Regions from separate parts of the Homo sapiens genome. Here region 2 is linked to region 1. Evidence: read pairs that join two places in POLR2A ChIA-PET (ENCODE). Cell type or tissue: IMR-90. All regions are shown on one strand.

What was found. ChIA-PET counts read pairs that join two places held together with the same protein. Peaks named below come from ENCODE experiments on the same cell type or tissue, not always from the same donor. Only the 100,000 strongest peaks of a DNase experiment are listed, where the experiment ranks them.
Region 2: POLR2A ChIA-PET joins it to region 1 with 13 read pairs; 3 of 35 experiments call an interaction of 5 or more read pairs at or near these places.

Annotation. Positions count from the first base shown.
Region 1 is chr4:155,389,355-155,397,354 of GRCh38, reverse strand. No RefSeq gene overlaps it. Among named protein-coding and RNA genes, the nearest start is that of MAP9, 16 kb to the right of the region's middle. In IMR-90, no CTCF peak of the experiment used is centred here; DNase peaks (open chromatin) are centred at 4,364 and 4,694; H3K27ac peaks cover 619 bases.
Region 2 is chr4:155,923,505-155,931,504 of GRCh38, reverse strand. It overlaps CTSO (cathepsin O), which reads left to right. Exons shown (of 8, transcript NM_001334.3): 6 at 1,800-1,963; 7 at 3,077-3,169; 8 at 5,435-7,387. The coding sequence ends at 5,469. Among named protein-coding and RNA genes, the nearest start is that of TDO2, 24 kb to the right of the region's middle. In IMR-90, no CTCF peak of the experiment used is centred here; no DNase peak of the experiment used is centred here.

The DNA.
Region 1 (8,000 bases):
CCTCACTCCCCTCCTAACCTCATGTTGTTAAGTCGAACCATGGCAAATCAGAACTGTGTGTATGTATAGATCTATAGATAGATAGAATACAATAAAATTGATAAATTAGACTTCTTCAAAATTCAGAACTTTTGCACTTCCAAAGACACCATGAGGAAGTCAAATTGTCCCTGTTTGCAGATGATGTGATTGTATATTTAGAAAACCCCATTGTCTCAGCCTAAAATCTCCTTAAGCTGATAAGCAACTTCAGCAAAGTCTCAGGATACAAAATCAATGTGCAAAAATCACAAGCATTCCTATACACCATTAACAGACAAACAGAGAGGCAAATCATGAGTGAATTCCCATTCACAATTGCTACAAAGAGAATAAAATACCTAGGAATGCAACTTACAAGGGATGTGAAGGACCTCTTCAAAGAGAAGTACAAACCACTGCTCAAGGAAATAAAAGAAGACACAAATGGAAGAATATTCCATGCTCATGGATAGGAAGACTCCATATCATGAAAATGGCCATACTGTCCAAAGTAATTAATAGATTCAATGCCATCTCCATCAAGCTACCAATGACTTTCTTCACAGAATTCGAAAAAACTACTTTAAAGTTCATATGGAACCAAAAAAGAGCCTGCATTGCCAAGACAATCCTACGCAAGAAGAATAAAGCTGGAGGCTTCATGCTACCTGACTTCAAACTATACTACAAGGCTACAGTAACCAAAACAGCATGGTACTGGTACCAAAACAGAGATATAGACCAATGGAACAGAACAGAGGCCTCAGAAATAACAACACACATCTACAACCATCTGATATTTGACAAATCTGACAAAAACAAGAAATGGGAAAAGGATTCCCTATTTAATATATGGTGCTGGAAAAACTGGCTAGCCATATGTAGAAAGCTGAAACTGGATCCCTTCCTTACACCTTATACAAAAATTAATTCAAGATGGATAAAAGGGCCAGGTGTGGTGGCTCACACCTGTAATCCCAGCACTTTGCGAGGCCAAGGCAGGCAGATCACAAGGTCAGGAGATCGAGACCATCCTGGTTAACACGGTGAAACCCTGTCTCTACTGAAAATACAAAAAATTAGCCGGGCGTGGTGGCAGGTGCCTGTAGTCCCAGCTGCTCTGAAGGCTGAGGCAGCAGAATGGTGTGAATCTGGGAGGCGGAGCTTGCAGTGAGCTGAGATCGTGCCACTGCACTCCAGCCTGGGTGACGGAGCAAGACTCCATCTCAAAAAAAAAAAAAAAAAAAAAAAAAAAGATGAATTAAAGACTTAAATGTTAGACCTGAAACCATAAAAACCCCAGAAGAAAACCTAGGCAATAGCATTCAGGACATAGGCATGGGCAAAGACTTCAGGTCTAAGACACCAAAAGCAATGGCAACAAAAGCCAAAATAGACAAATGGGATCTTATTAAACTAAAGAGCTTCTGCATGGCAAAAGAAACTACCATCAAAGTGAACAGGCAACCTACAGAATGGGAGAAAATTTTTGCAATCTACCCATCTGTCAAAGGGCTAATATCCAGAATCTACAAAGAACTCAAATTTACAAGAAAAAACAAACAACCCCATCAAAAAGTGGGCAAAGGATATGTACAGACACTTCCCAAAAGAAGACATCTATGTAGCCAACAGACACATGAAAAAATGCTCATCATCACTGGTCATCAGAGAAATGCAAATCAAAACCACAATGAGATACCATCTCACACCAGTTAGAATGGCGGTCATTAAAAAGTCAGGAAACAACAGATGCTGGAGAAGATGTGGAGAAATAGGAACACTTTTACACTGTTGGTGGGAGTGTAAATTAGTTCAACCATTGTGGAAGACAGTGTGGCGATTCCTCAAGGATCTAGAACTAGAATTACCATTTGACCCAGCAATCTCATTACTGGGTATATACCCAAAGGATTATAAATCATGCTACTATAAAGACACATGAACACATATGTTTATTGTGGCACTATTCACAATAGCAAAGACTTGGAACCAACCGAAATGTCCATCAATGATAGACTGCATTAAGAAAATGTGGGCCAGGTGCAGTGGCTCACACCTGTAATCCCAGCACTTTGGGAGGCCAAGGTGGATGGATCACAAGGTCAGGAGATCGAGACCATCCTGGCTAACACGGTGAAACCCCGTCTCTACTAAAAATACAAAAAACTAGCTGGGCATGGTGGTGGGCGCCTGTAGTCCCAGCTACTCGGGAGGCTGAGGCAGGAGAATGGCGAGAACCCAGGAGGCGGAGCTTGCAGTGGGCCGAGATCGCGCCACTACAGTCCAGCCTGGGCGACAGAGTGAGACTCCGTCTCCAAAAAAAAAGAAATAAAGAAAGAAAATGTGGCACATATACACCATGAAATACAATGCAGCCATAACAAAGGATGAGTTTATGTCCTTTGCAGGGACATGGATGAAGCTGGAAACCATCATTCTCAGCAAACTATCACAAGGACAGAAAACCAAGCACCGCATGTTCTCACTCACAGGTGGGAATTGAACAATAATATCACTTGGACACAGGGCAGGGAACATCACACACCACACTGGGGCCTGTCCGGGGGTTGGGGGCTGGGGGAGAGATAGCATTAGGAGAAATACCTAATGTAAATGATGAGTTGATGGGTGCAGCAAACCAACATGGCACATGTAAACCTATGTATCAAAGCTGCACGTTGTGCACATGTACCCAGAACTTAAAGTATAATCATAATTAAAAAAAAAAAAAAAAGAAAGTGAAAAGAGGCTGGGTGCAGTGGCTCATGCCTGTGAACTCAGTACTTTGGAAGGCTGAGGCAGGCAGATCACTTGAACCCAGGAGTTTGAGATCAGCCTGGGCAACATTGTGAAATCTCATCTCTATAAAATATAAACAAAATTAGCTGGGCATGGTGGTTCATGCCTGCAGTCTCAGCTACTCAAGAGGCTGAGGTAGGAGGATGGCTTGAGGCTGGGAAACAGGCAGAGGTTGCAGTGAGCAGTGTTTGCGCCACTGCACTTCAGCCTGAGCAACAGAGCCAGACTTGGTCAAGAAAAAAAAAAAAAAAAGAAAGAAAGAAAAAGAAAGGAAGAAAGCATTCCCAGCCCTTGCCCTTCCTTTGAAGCTCTGCCGAATGCAGGTGATGGTGGCCACCTCCCTTTTATAGCAAACTGAATAACTGACTTTGTTTGTTCTCATTTGAGTGCTCTGTGTTTATTTCTGCACTTTGGACTAGGGGTGGCAAGAGTGATGGGGACAAGTGGACAAGTTGAGGTCTATTTTGGATATAAAACAGGCCAACCTTGATAATGGATTAGAAGGCAGAGGGGGATGCAGGAAAGAAAAGAGAGGCATCAAGAAGACTCCTTAAGACCAGGCATGGTGGCTCACGCCTGTAATCCCAGCACTTTGGGAGGCTGAGTACTCTTGAGGCTGGAGGTTTGAGAACAGCCTGGCCAGTATGGTAAAACCTCGTCTCTACTAAATATAAAAATTAAGTGGGCGTGGTGGCACACTCCTGTAATTCCAGCTACAAGGGAGGCTGAGGCAGGAGACTTGCTTGAACCCAGGAGGTGGAGGTTGCCTTCCAGCCTGGGCAATAGAGCTAGTCTTTGTCACAGAAATGAAAGTAAAGATAAAGAAGACTCCATAGGTGTCTGTTCCTGGCAAGTGGGTGGATGGTGGCATTGTTTACTGAGATGAAGGTCAGAAGAGGAGCAAGTTGGTGGGGTGGCTAAAAGCCAAAGTTAATTTTTTCATGTGAGATGACTATCAGATGAAGGTGCCAAGGAGAAAATTACATCCCTGAGTCTGTGCTCAGAGGGAAATCAAGCAGGAGAGAGGACATGGGAGTGGGCACACAAAGATGTTTTTTACAGCCAGGAATATGGATGATATCACAGAAGGAGACAGTGTAGACGAAGAAGAGATGAGGAAGTAGGACTGACTTTCAGCAGGATTGAATCTGTAGAAATCCAGTGTAAATATTTCTTTTCTTCTTCTTTTATTATTTTTTTGTTTTTGTTTTTGAGATAGGGTCTCACTCTGTCACCCTGGCTGGAGTGTAGTGGTGTGATCAAGGCTCACCGCAGACTTGACCTTCTGGGCTCAAGCGATCTTCCCACCTCAGCCTCCCGAGTAGCTGGGACCACAGGTGTGTGCCACCACACCTGGCTAATTTTTTATTTTTTGTAGAGACACATCTTGCTATGTTGCCCCAGCTGCTCTTCAACTCCTAGACTCAAGTGATCCTCCCATCTCAGCCTCCCAAAGTGCTAGGATTACAGGCATGAGCCAAAGTGCAGAGCTTGTAAATATTTATTGAGTGAATAAGACATTCTTCAGCCCTGAGTAAAGTTGATGGCCTCCCGAGGGATTAGATTAGAAATTCCCACACTCTGATGTGGGCAGAAAACGAGGAGGCAGCCTCAGAAACTGAGAGGAGCTGCCAGTGAGGACAAAGAAAACCTGCTGCCCCGGGATGAACCCCGCACTCCTCGGCACAGCGTGGGCTCACCTGGGCCACCTGCCTGCCGCCTTCCTCTTCAATATCATCTCTTCCTGCCATCCTTTTTGGACCAATTTTAGCATTTCCCTAAATGTATCCTATTGCTTCAGACCTTCGTATGTGCTGTCCTCTCTCTAGGATTACAAAAGTCATGTGAACTCATTATTAGTAAATCAAACACAAGGAAGCACATGACAGAGAGGGTAGAAGCTGCCCATCACCCCCAACTCTCCATTAGTAAGCATTTGTGCTATGTGTCTGCAGATGTGTTTTCTGTGCCTAATCTAATGCACTCTCTCTCACACACATTCACACCATATTTTCCTCCATGCATCCAAAATGGGAAATAACCTCATTTACCACATGCTTTTTCCTCTTAATACATGACGGACTCTTTTCATGTACATAGAGAGTACACACTTCCTTATATTTCAGTACAAATGTACATACAGTACATTTCAGTACGCAGAGAGGTGCCTCATTCTTTAAGACAGATGTTTATTAGAGTTTGATTGTATGAATTAATCACAATGTACTTAAGCAATCTGCATTAATGAAGCATTCCTCTCTCTCTTTTTCTTTCTTTCTTCTTTCTTCTCTTTCTTCCTTCCCTCCTTCCCTCCCTCCCTCCCTCCTTCCTTCCTTCCCTCCTTCCTCTTTCTCTCTCTGTCTCTCCCTCTCTCTCTCTCTCTCTGTCTCTCTGTCTCTCTCTCTCTCTCTCTTTCCCTCTCCCCCTCTCCCTCTCTCTCTGCCTCTCCCTCTCCCTCTGTCTCCCAGGCTGTGGTGCAGTGGTGTGATCACAGTTCATTACAACTTCAACCTCCCTGGCCCAAGTGATCCTTCCTCCTATCACCCAGGCTGTAGTGCAGTGGTGTGATCACAGATCACTGCAGCTTCAACCTCCCTGGCCCAAGTGATCCTCTCTCTTCAACCTCCTGAGTAGCAGAGATCACAGGTGAGCACCACCATGCTAAAGTTTTTGTAAAGACAAGATCTCACTATGTTGCCTAGGCTTTTTTCTTTGTAATTATAAATGTGGCAATGCTCTACTTTGTACAATCTGTACAAACGCATGCTCTTAGACAAATACATTCTTAGAAGTAGAGTTGTGAGGTTAAAAAAATGGTGAATGCTTTTAATTTAATAGATATTGCCAAACTGCACTCCAAAGAGTTCAGGACAATTTTTCCAACAAGTGTGAATTAAATTCCTAGTTTATCTACGCTCTTGTCAAGACTGGATATTGTCAATCATTCAACTCAGTCAATTTTATAGAAAAAAAGATATTGTATTATTGTTTTAATTTGAATTTCCTAGAATATAAATAAGGTTTCTAATAGTTTTTCACATTCTTTGCCCATTTTTATGTAGGCTTTTTAACCTTTTGATTTGTAAGGGTTCTTGGTATATTAGCTGTCTTATGTAAGTATTGCAAATACTGTTTTTTATTTAAATTTTTTTTTACTTTCTTTCTCTTTCTTTTCTTTTTTTTTTTTTTTTTTTAGAAACTGGGTCTTGATCTGTCACCTAGGCTGGAGTGCAGTGGTGTCATCACAGCTCATTGTATCCCAGACCTCCAGGCTCAAGCAATTCTCTCTCCTCATCCTCCTGAGTACACCTGGTACTACAAGCACACATCACTACACCCAGCTAATTTTTGCATTTTTTGTAGATACGGGGTCTCACTATGTTGCTAGGCTGTTCTCAAACTTCTAGGTTCAAGCGATCCTCCCACCTCAGCCTCCTAAAATGCTGAGATTACAAACAGGAGCCACCGCACTCAGCTGCAAATACTTTTTCTTTGTTTGTCTTAATTATTTTTTCAAATATAAATATAGATGGGCTCTATGCTGCCCAGGCTGAAATGCAGTGACTATTTACAGGTCTAATCAATCATGGTTCATTGCAGCCTTGAACTCATGGCCTCAAGCTGTCCTCCTGCCTCAGCTTCCTGAGTAGCTAGGACTACAGGTATACACCACCATGCCCAGCTAATTTTTGTTTGTTTGTTTGTTTGTTTGTTTTGTAGAGACAGAGTCTCACTATGTTGCCCAGGCTAGTCCCTGGCCTCAAGCAATCCTCCTACCTTAGTCTCCCAAAGTTCTAGTTTTACAGGCATGAGCCACCATGCCCGGCCAGCTTATTAATTTTTATTTTTGCTTTATAAAGGCTTAGAATTTTATGTGGTCATGCTTATGAAGACCCTTAATATTCCATTTTTTTTCTAAAATCTACTCATCTTTATTCTAGAAAGTTATTGATTTCATTCTCTTATATATAAGCATCTTTAAACCATCTGGAGTTATTTTGGTGTTGAAAGGGTAGGAATCCAGCTTCTCTTTGTAAATATTTATTGAATGAATGAATGAGACATTCTGCAGCCCTAAGTAAAGTTGATGGCCTCCTAAGGGATTAAATGGTTAATAATGTTGTTTGTTCACTCGACAAATATTTCTAAACCAAATGCCCGCATGGAAGAATGCAATGGTGAATAAAATCAGATATAGATCCCACCCTGTGGCTATCACATTTGATGGGACAGGCAGACATTGGCCAGATAACAGAAATAGATGTAAAACCTAGAAAGGAGATACGTGCTCTGAAAGAGCATATAATAAAGGAAACTACCCTAGCCTGGGAGGTCAAGAAGGTGTTACTGGCTAAGGAAGTTTCTTGGGAAGTGCCCTTAAGACCAGCACCTGTGAGAGGGTGAAGCTAGCAGGCCTCGGCAGGCAGAGAAAACCGCACTGGAGTTGCAACAAAGGTCTTAGCCAATCCCACAGGGAGTTTTAGATGGTAGATGACCCTTCAAAATTGCACTGAATTGAGGCGAGGGGTCTGAGCTTTTATTGCCCACCCCATCTCCCTCCTCCAGTGGACCAGGTAATGGATGCAGGCTGTCCCCAGGCAGCTTCTTTCAGCCACGGCATTTCCAGAGTGAGACTCATCTGCCAGCATCAGCCTCCAAGTCTCCCAGCAGCTGGGGAATGAGGGCCTGGTCCTGAAGTGACATCTGGGTGGCAGGTCACAGCATCCACTACAGAAGTCTTCCATAAAGAAGTTGGGGAGACCTTGAGTAGAGTACTGATGGGTAAGTGGAGATTAACTAGGCACAGAGAACGAAGACTTTTACTAGGAGCAGCATAATTTCTCCAGCACAATGCCATGGGAAGCCTTTGTACATCACAGGCAGGAAGGGAAGCAGGGAGACTATTTAGGAGGCTACTAAAGGAATAGGTTCGTATAATACATTAAAATCTGGATATGAACATATAAAAAACTAGAAAGACAGAAAAGGTAAGTCTCCTGATAACCGCAGTCCTCAGAGACAGCAACTATTAAAGGTTTTTGTGGTTTTGTTTGTTTGTTTGTTTCTGTTTTTTTTGTGGATGGAGTCTCACTCTGTCGCCCAGGCTGGAGTGCAGTGGTGAGATCTTGGCTCACCACAACCTCCGCTTCCTGTGTTCAAGCAATTCTGGACCAGCC
Region 2 (8,000 bases), 530 kb before region 1:
TCTATTTCTTACTTCTAATCTTTGATATCTTTTTTCAGCTCTGGCCCAAATCAGGGATTATTACTAAATTGTTTCTTTGATTCTGCAATGTCAGTTACCCTTTGCATTCTAAAAATATTCCTTCTTCTTGATCTTTCTGCTTTTCTCCTGGTATCCCTGAAACTGGATCTTTGATGAGATGAACTTCCAGTAATCCTTTGTTTTCTTCAATTGATGGAGACGGCTGTGTTCTGGTTGATAGAAAGATTATTATATATATCATGTTTAAATCATGAACTATGCTAAGAATTTTGATACAATAAGATATACTTTATACACTAAATCCTATGGGGAACACAATTAGTTATTAGATAAGTTAGAAATGAGGGAAATAAATAATCCTTATTGTAAACTTGGAGTAAAACTTATGTGCTGGGCATGCTACATAATTTATGTCTTGCAAAATTGTATGCCATAATTTTATCCTTGTATTGATTCTGCATGGTAGGTTGAATGGCTGCAGTGTATAGTTGGAATTTGAACCCAGGTGTGGGACAATTAAAAACCTATAACCTATCATGATGCCTTTTAAAAATTTTACAATTTTGCCTGTCTCAGGATAATCTTAGTTAATATGAACTGTTTTACAGTAGCAAAAATTAGAAATATCTACTTATAGATCTCAAAAAGCAGATATTCATGTTAATAGTTAACATGAATAAATGTATAAAATGAATATATAGTTTCTATTTCAATCAATTCCATTATTATGCAGTCAACTTTTTGCTCCTCTGTGGACAAAATATTCCCTCTCTAGAAACTGGTCTCCAGCTGGTCGTCATGAAAGATTATTTACTTACTTATTAGTGGATTATTACCACTAATCCACCCATGGCTTGCTATAGCAGTAAACTATCAAATGTTATCTTAATAGTTTGAACTATTAGGAACTTGGTTTCAGTATCCTTCACCCACAAAGCTGACCTTTGAAAAGTGTAAATAATGATTTGATCACTCACTTGTAAGATCAATGAAGGACAAATGTTGTATAATATGAGACTTTATGTCCATGTGTGAAAACAATAATTGTGTATTTTGCAGTCTTCACAGTTGAACACCTAGTTCTCCGGGCATCCTAACATTTCTTCTCTTTTTAAAATATTTGCTTAACATTGCTTCTATTGTATAATTATATTAGCCACTTTTGAGTAGCCCTTCCCTATAATTTCTATATTTGACAATGACTAACATGAGTTAGTCTCTTGATTCTCATGGTGTGGCAGAGATGGCAAGGTATCGCCAAATATCTAGTCTTTCCACTTTCCTTAATAAAAGAAGCCCTATGTCTTAACTAATTTTCCAGCCAGCTACAGAACTCATTCCCCATCTTCCTTTAAGCTAGACTTAGCCATATGACTGAGTTCTGGCCAATGAGATCCGTGAAGATATATGTGGAAGTGTTGCGGGTTATTTCTGGGAAGTCTTCTCAACAGAGATGTATCACTTCTGCTTTCTACTTCCTGCTGTCTTAAATATGTGTTAAATGGCTGGAGTCCCAGCAACCATCTTGGACCATGAATGGACCCTGAAAATGGAAACCTTTGAATAGCAGGACAATGATAGAGAAAGAGCTTGGGTTCCTGATATCCTGAAACCCTATCCCAGCCATAGACTACCAGTCTCTCAGACTTAGCTTCCATTGTTTAGGTCCTTTGTAACTGCAACCAAACCTACTCAGAATCATACACAGATTATATAGATCATTGTTATTTTTACCTTAAAAACTAAATTTTCTAACCAAATATTTCCTCTTTTGGTAGTGACCAAGAAGATGAAATGGCAAAAGCACTTCTTACCTTTGGCCCTTTGGTAGTCATAGTAGATGCAGTGAGCTGGCAAGATTATCTGGGAGGCATTATACAGCATCACTGCTCTAGTGGAGAAGCAAATCATGCAGTTCTCATAACTGGGTTTGATAAAACAGGTAAGTGCTGATAAGACTCAGTTGACTGCTTTCCAGCATGGACACTGAGTGCAAAATGATCACCATACTGTAGAACATTGAAATTTGGTTCTGCTATGATTAAGTCCTCATAAGACCTTCACAACTTCTCAACAATCTTATAGGAGTAAATGTGCCGAGACCAGCTCAGTTGTGGAGACCCTAACCCAGCGGCGCTAGAGGAATTAAAGACACACACACAGAAATATAGAGTGTGGAGTGGGAAATCAGGGGTCTCACAGCCTTCAGAGCTGAGAGCCCCGAACAGAGCTTTACCCACATATTTATTGACAGCAAGCCAGGGATAAGCATTGTTTCTATAGATTATAGATTGACTAAAAGTATTCCTTATGGGAAATAAAGGGATGGGCCGAAATAAAGGGATAGGTCTGACTAGTTGTCTGCAGCAGGAGCATGTCCTTAAGGCACAAGATTGCTGATGTTATTGTTTGTGGCTTAAGAACGCCTTTAAGCAGTTTTCTGCCCAGGGTTCGGCCAGGTGTTCCTTGCCCTAATTCCGGTAAACCCACAACCTTCCAGCGTGGGCGTCATGGCCATCACGAACATGTCACAGTGCTGCAGAGATTTTGCTTATGGCCAGTTTTGGGACCAGTTTATGGCCGGATTTGGGGGGCCTGTTCCCAATGTAAATGTCTTGTCAGATTCCACCTGTCAATTTTTGAGTGGATATCCTGTTAAAATGATGATAATTTTTGTTGATATAAAACTGTATCGGGAACATTTAGAATAATTGTTGGGAAAAGGTAAGTGCATATTATTTTATCATACGTATCTAAAAGTTCTTTTTTCTTTTTCTGATTCCTTGGAAATTAGTGTTTGTTTTCATTTTATGCAGTCCCTGTATAAAGGGAAGTGAATTCAAACATATATTTCTACTGATTGGAGAGTGTCCGTAAGTACTGCTCAGGTTTACTTAGTTAAAATAAAGTAGTTTAAGTTACCATTAAATTACATTTTTAATCTTCTTCTCAGAGCTACTATCCTTAGCAAGAATCCAACTTAAAATAAAGAAACTTAAACATTCATAACAAATTTGAGTTTTCAGGATTTGTTACTATTTATGTTTCACTGTAGGAAGCACTCCATATTGGATTGTGCGGAATTCCTGGGGAAGTTCTTGGGGAGTAGATGGTTATGCCCATGTCAAAATGGGAAGTAATGTTTGTGGTAAGTCATGAGTTTGTGTTTAAAACCTCAATATAAATATTAAGGAGATTATTTGAATATTTTAGAGTTACAATCTACTCAAACCACTTTAGCAGTAATAATTTTTGTCCTTTAACCAAATGATAAAAAAAAAAGTGTTTTGCAAGAGGAACTGTTAAACATATTAGTATTTGAAAAAGGAAGAGGGACCTTAGTAAAAAATATATATTACATATATATCTCAAAACATAAGATAAAGTAATAATTTACCAAGGTTAATTGCTTTAAAAATGAGATAAACACACAGCTTAGGAGACTGGACTCCTGCAGAAATGTCTTCTTGTTCCAAATTTACATTTCATAACTATAAATTTTTCTTAATTTCTGTATTATAATATCTGCTCAATGATTATCAAGAGTTTTTCTTTGTTTTAAAATATACGAAAACTAAGCATTAGTATTGTTTGTGATTTAATATGCCCCTTGCCACCTACAAAATTCTAGCAAAACACCCACTAGAATTGAGAGGCTTAGGCAAATACCAAACATGCTTTTTTATTGAGTGACAACTTTTTTTTTTTTGAGATAGAGTCTCGCTCTGTCTCCCAGGCTGGAGTGCAGTGGCATGATCTCGGCTCACTGCAAGCTCCGCCTCCCGGGTTCACACTCTTCTCCTGCCTCAGCCTCCTGAGTAGCTGGGACTACAGACTCCCGCCACCACACCTGGCTGATTTTTTGTTTTTGTATTTTTAGTAGAGACGAGGTTTCACCGTGTTAGCCAGGATGGTCTCAATCTCCTGACCTCGTGATCTGCCCTCCTTGGCCTCCCAAAGTGCTGGGATTACAGGCGTGAGCCACCACGCCCAGCCTGAAACACAACTTTTTAAATGAACCACCAACCAAACTAAAATAGCTAGTTAAGAATTTTAACCGTGTTATAAAACTATATTCAAACCTATATTCTAAAACTTTTGGTCTAGAAATCAACATATTTTCTGAATCAAGCTAGACCCAAACTAAGTTACATATTAGAGCAATCATGTCATTTCTTATTATAATTTGTTCCAACATATATACAATTTTTTTAAATGCAGAATCTTTCAGATTATGAGACTGATTAAATAGTTACAGAAAAATTTGAAAGTTTATGTTCAATGACTATTAACCAATCATTCCATAAGGCAGAATCCATGAGAGTTCATGAGTGATCTGTTCTATCACCCTGATGAGACAGTTTTTATAAGTTATTCATTGAAAAAAGTCAACATCACAGAAATATATTGGCCAGAATACTAGCAACCCCATCAGGCCTCCACTTTTCAGCATCACTGGGGACTCGTACATCTTTGGAACTTGCAGATAAATGACTGATGCTAATCATTAACCCTTGCTGCTGAACATATATTATGTCCGACTGCAGCAGTGGTGGATCCTGGATTTGGGCTGAGGGGTGACTGCTTTCAAATCTCTTACAGGAGTGTTAAAATAACATAATTCAAATATTGGTTCATAATTGCCTCAATTATAACTACGTCCCTCACCACAACCTTTCTCCATCCCTCAGCTACTAAGGGTGAGTGGAGATAATTTCTGCTCTCTACCTGCTTTCATAATGTAAATCTTTAAGGGCATGCCTGGTTGGTAATCATACAGGGATTCAAATTCTTCCTGAAAGTGAGTATTCCCTGAAAGTTACAATGATGTCATATTACTCTTATGAGCAATGGCATAAGGCAGATAGTATTTCATAGCTGCAAGAGATTTCGAAGATACGGTTAGTTATAATAAAAACCAGTCTTCAGATAGGCTATTTATTGCTTTTGCCATGATGTTGCAATCTGTGTTCTCGTGTGTAAAGAAAGCATAGCACACTCGTGATTTATTAAAGTTTTACCCACATTCAAATTTTAGAATTTGAGTTATGAAATTGTATTTAAAATAATTTCTTAAGTTATTTTGCCTCTAAGAAATAATGTATTAGTTTAATACAGCTTCCAGATGCATTCATTTATTCAGTTAACAGGTAGTTTTTGTTGTGGATTTTTAAAATCTTTAAAATTATTTTAGTTTCTTCAAACAAAAATATTAGGCATACTTCTAATATGCCTAATCTCTTCTAATATCTGCTTTTGATGATACCATGTTTACATTGACAAGCTGTGATAAGCATTACATTATTTTCTCAGTAGATACTCTTTCTGAACCCAAATGAAAAATTGCTTTAATTTACAATTTCAAAAGCATCTAAAGAGGAAATAGACTAATAATTCCTTTTTTTTCCCTTAGGTATTGCAGATTCCGTTTCTTCTATATTTGTGTGACATGTTGGGCAGATCAAGAGACAGCTACAAAAATGAAGGTTTTCATAATGCAATGTAACATAGTACTTCAAAGTATTATTCAACTTCAAGTTTCAGCAACTACCTACAAAAGATTCTAAGGCCTAGTAGTATTTAAACTAAGTTTCAGAATGTTCCCTTCTTGTAGAGAGATGGACAACCAAAGTCAGTGGGACAAACTCCAGCACAGAAGCCTGCGAGGAAGCCTATGGAATAGTTTCCTGTCCTGAGACGAAATTCAGATTAGGAGATATTTTAGGCCCCTGCAACTGGGGAAGGCTACTGTTTGTTTTTGTTTGCTTATTATTTATTTGTTTGTTTATTGTGAGATATTTCAGGTGGGATCAAAGAGGTCATAAGAATTTATTTTCTTTTGTGGGGTGTAACTACTAGCTTTAGATTACCCCTATACACAAGAATGGCCAACCTAAAATTATGTGTGTCTTGTACAGTTAGTTATATTAGCAGCCCTCTGAGATGGCGTATCTATCGGAAGGATTTCAAACACCAATTGCTTTACCTGAACAAATGGTGCTTACCCTTTGAACAGCAGAGTGACCACGTAGAAGGAAGGAAAAGGGCAAAATCGCTTCAGTTAAACTGAAATTAAATGAACAATAAGGCAACTATATAAGTAACTTCTAGTAGCATTGCCTGAGAGACAAATTATTGTTTGATAATTTTCATTGTGAATAGGAATCCAATAGATCATATTGCTTACTTTGTTCTTTTTATACTATAGAATAATATTTTGTTCTCTAGTATATCAAAATACCAAAATATTATCTCATATTTTCTCCCTCTTTCTCTTACTCTTTACCAAGTTTTCCTGGTGGCTTGGCTTCCCTGACTAAAGAATTAAGTCTCATTTTTACTTTCCATTTCTATTTTCTTACCACTTGGTTGGCTCCCTTTGTCTCTGTACCTTTACCAACATTAGGATCTCACCTCTTTCTTCCTCCCTTAATTCATAAGCACCACTCCTATCAAAGTCCCATCTCTTAACCCTGGGTATCAAACAAACTGTGAGTTTTCCAGAATCTGTTTCCCAGTTTTCCCCTCAGCTTTCCTGGTCTCCCATCCGAACTGCTTCTTTGTGCACCTCTTGTTCTTTCTCTTGGCTCCCAGTCTTGATTCCTGTGATCACTCTTGCATCACTAATTGCACAAGTGATTTCAGGTGCAATTCTGATTAGCCTGCGTCCACACAGTGATCGATGATCCTATGTGCCTAGAAAGGACACTGTGTGCTGCTCATGACCTGCAACAGGAAAAAAGCCATTTCTTGTTAGCAGTGTAAGAACCTTAGAGCAAAGGAGTTGACCTTCTGATTGAATATAAGCACAACCATATTAAATGAATCAATACAAGAAAATTATTTCTGATACTATGTATGTACATATTTCTTCTCTAAAATGTATCATTCTTTTCTAATGTATATGATCTAACAAAAATGAAACATGAAATGCAGTAGCAACCACTAAAAAAAAAAATTCAAGGACATCTAACTTTTTCTCTCACTTTTGCCCTTTGTTTATCCTTCCCTGTGATTAGATAAACAAAATAAAAAACAAAATGCTGTATTTCTCTTCTTACGCCAGTCAGAACCAATCCGAAAAGAATGTGTGTTGACTCAGGTTTGGAGTTATTTCAGGAAGACAGATATTGACCTTTTAATTGATAAATATTCTTATTATCCTGGAATGCCAGAAAAGAACTATGTCCTGCTTGTCTAGTTTGTATTCGCTGACTTTCTATGTGATATAGATGCATTTGTAATACTCTTTTTCAAGTGCTAAAGGATTTCTAAAATTTCAAACTGATTAATATGTTTCTGCTGTTCTGGATTTTGATGACATTTACAATAAAACAACCTACATTTGACTTTGGTTTAAAAAGAACCTCTTCTTAAGTGTATGGCTTACATTTTGTCAACACGGTATTAATGTGCTTTATATTTACAGTTTTCTCAGCTCTAAATTAATATATCCAGCTTTTGGTTTTCTCCATAGGCACTTTAACCTCAGTGTTTCCGAAACTCCATTCGTCATCCTCCCTAACTTCTCCCACCACCCCCAACAAAAATTTCCTTTACCTCTAAGAGCCTCTATTTTGGTTAACAGAATCAACATTATGGAATCACCCAATCAATAAAATTAAGACAAATCCTAAACATTTAAGCAGGTCATCTGCACCTTGGTAACCCATCAATGAATTACCTACCTCCTGTGGCTACTGTCATTTCTTAGTTGCATGTTCTTTAGTGTCATTTATCTCCATTATTCAGTAGCCTACTCATTATTCTCTATGTCCCTTAGTCCAGACCCAAAGTCTGGTGATTCAGATTGATGTTCTTATAGTCCATCTACTGTATTTCCCCTGCATTTACATTTCTCAAAGACGTTATCAGTTTCTCTGTTCACAACCGTTCAAGGGCTCCCAATGCCTTATGATACCATGTGAGCTCTTTTAAGTGAGTTTTCACGAAGAAGCCCCTCTCTACCTTTTCAACCG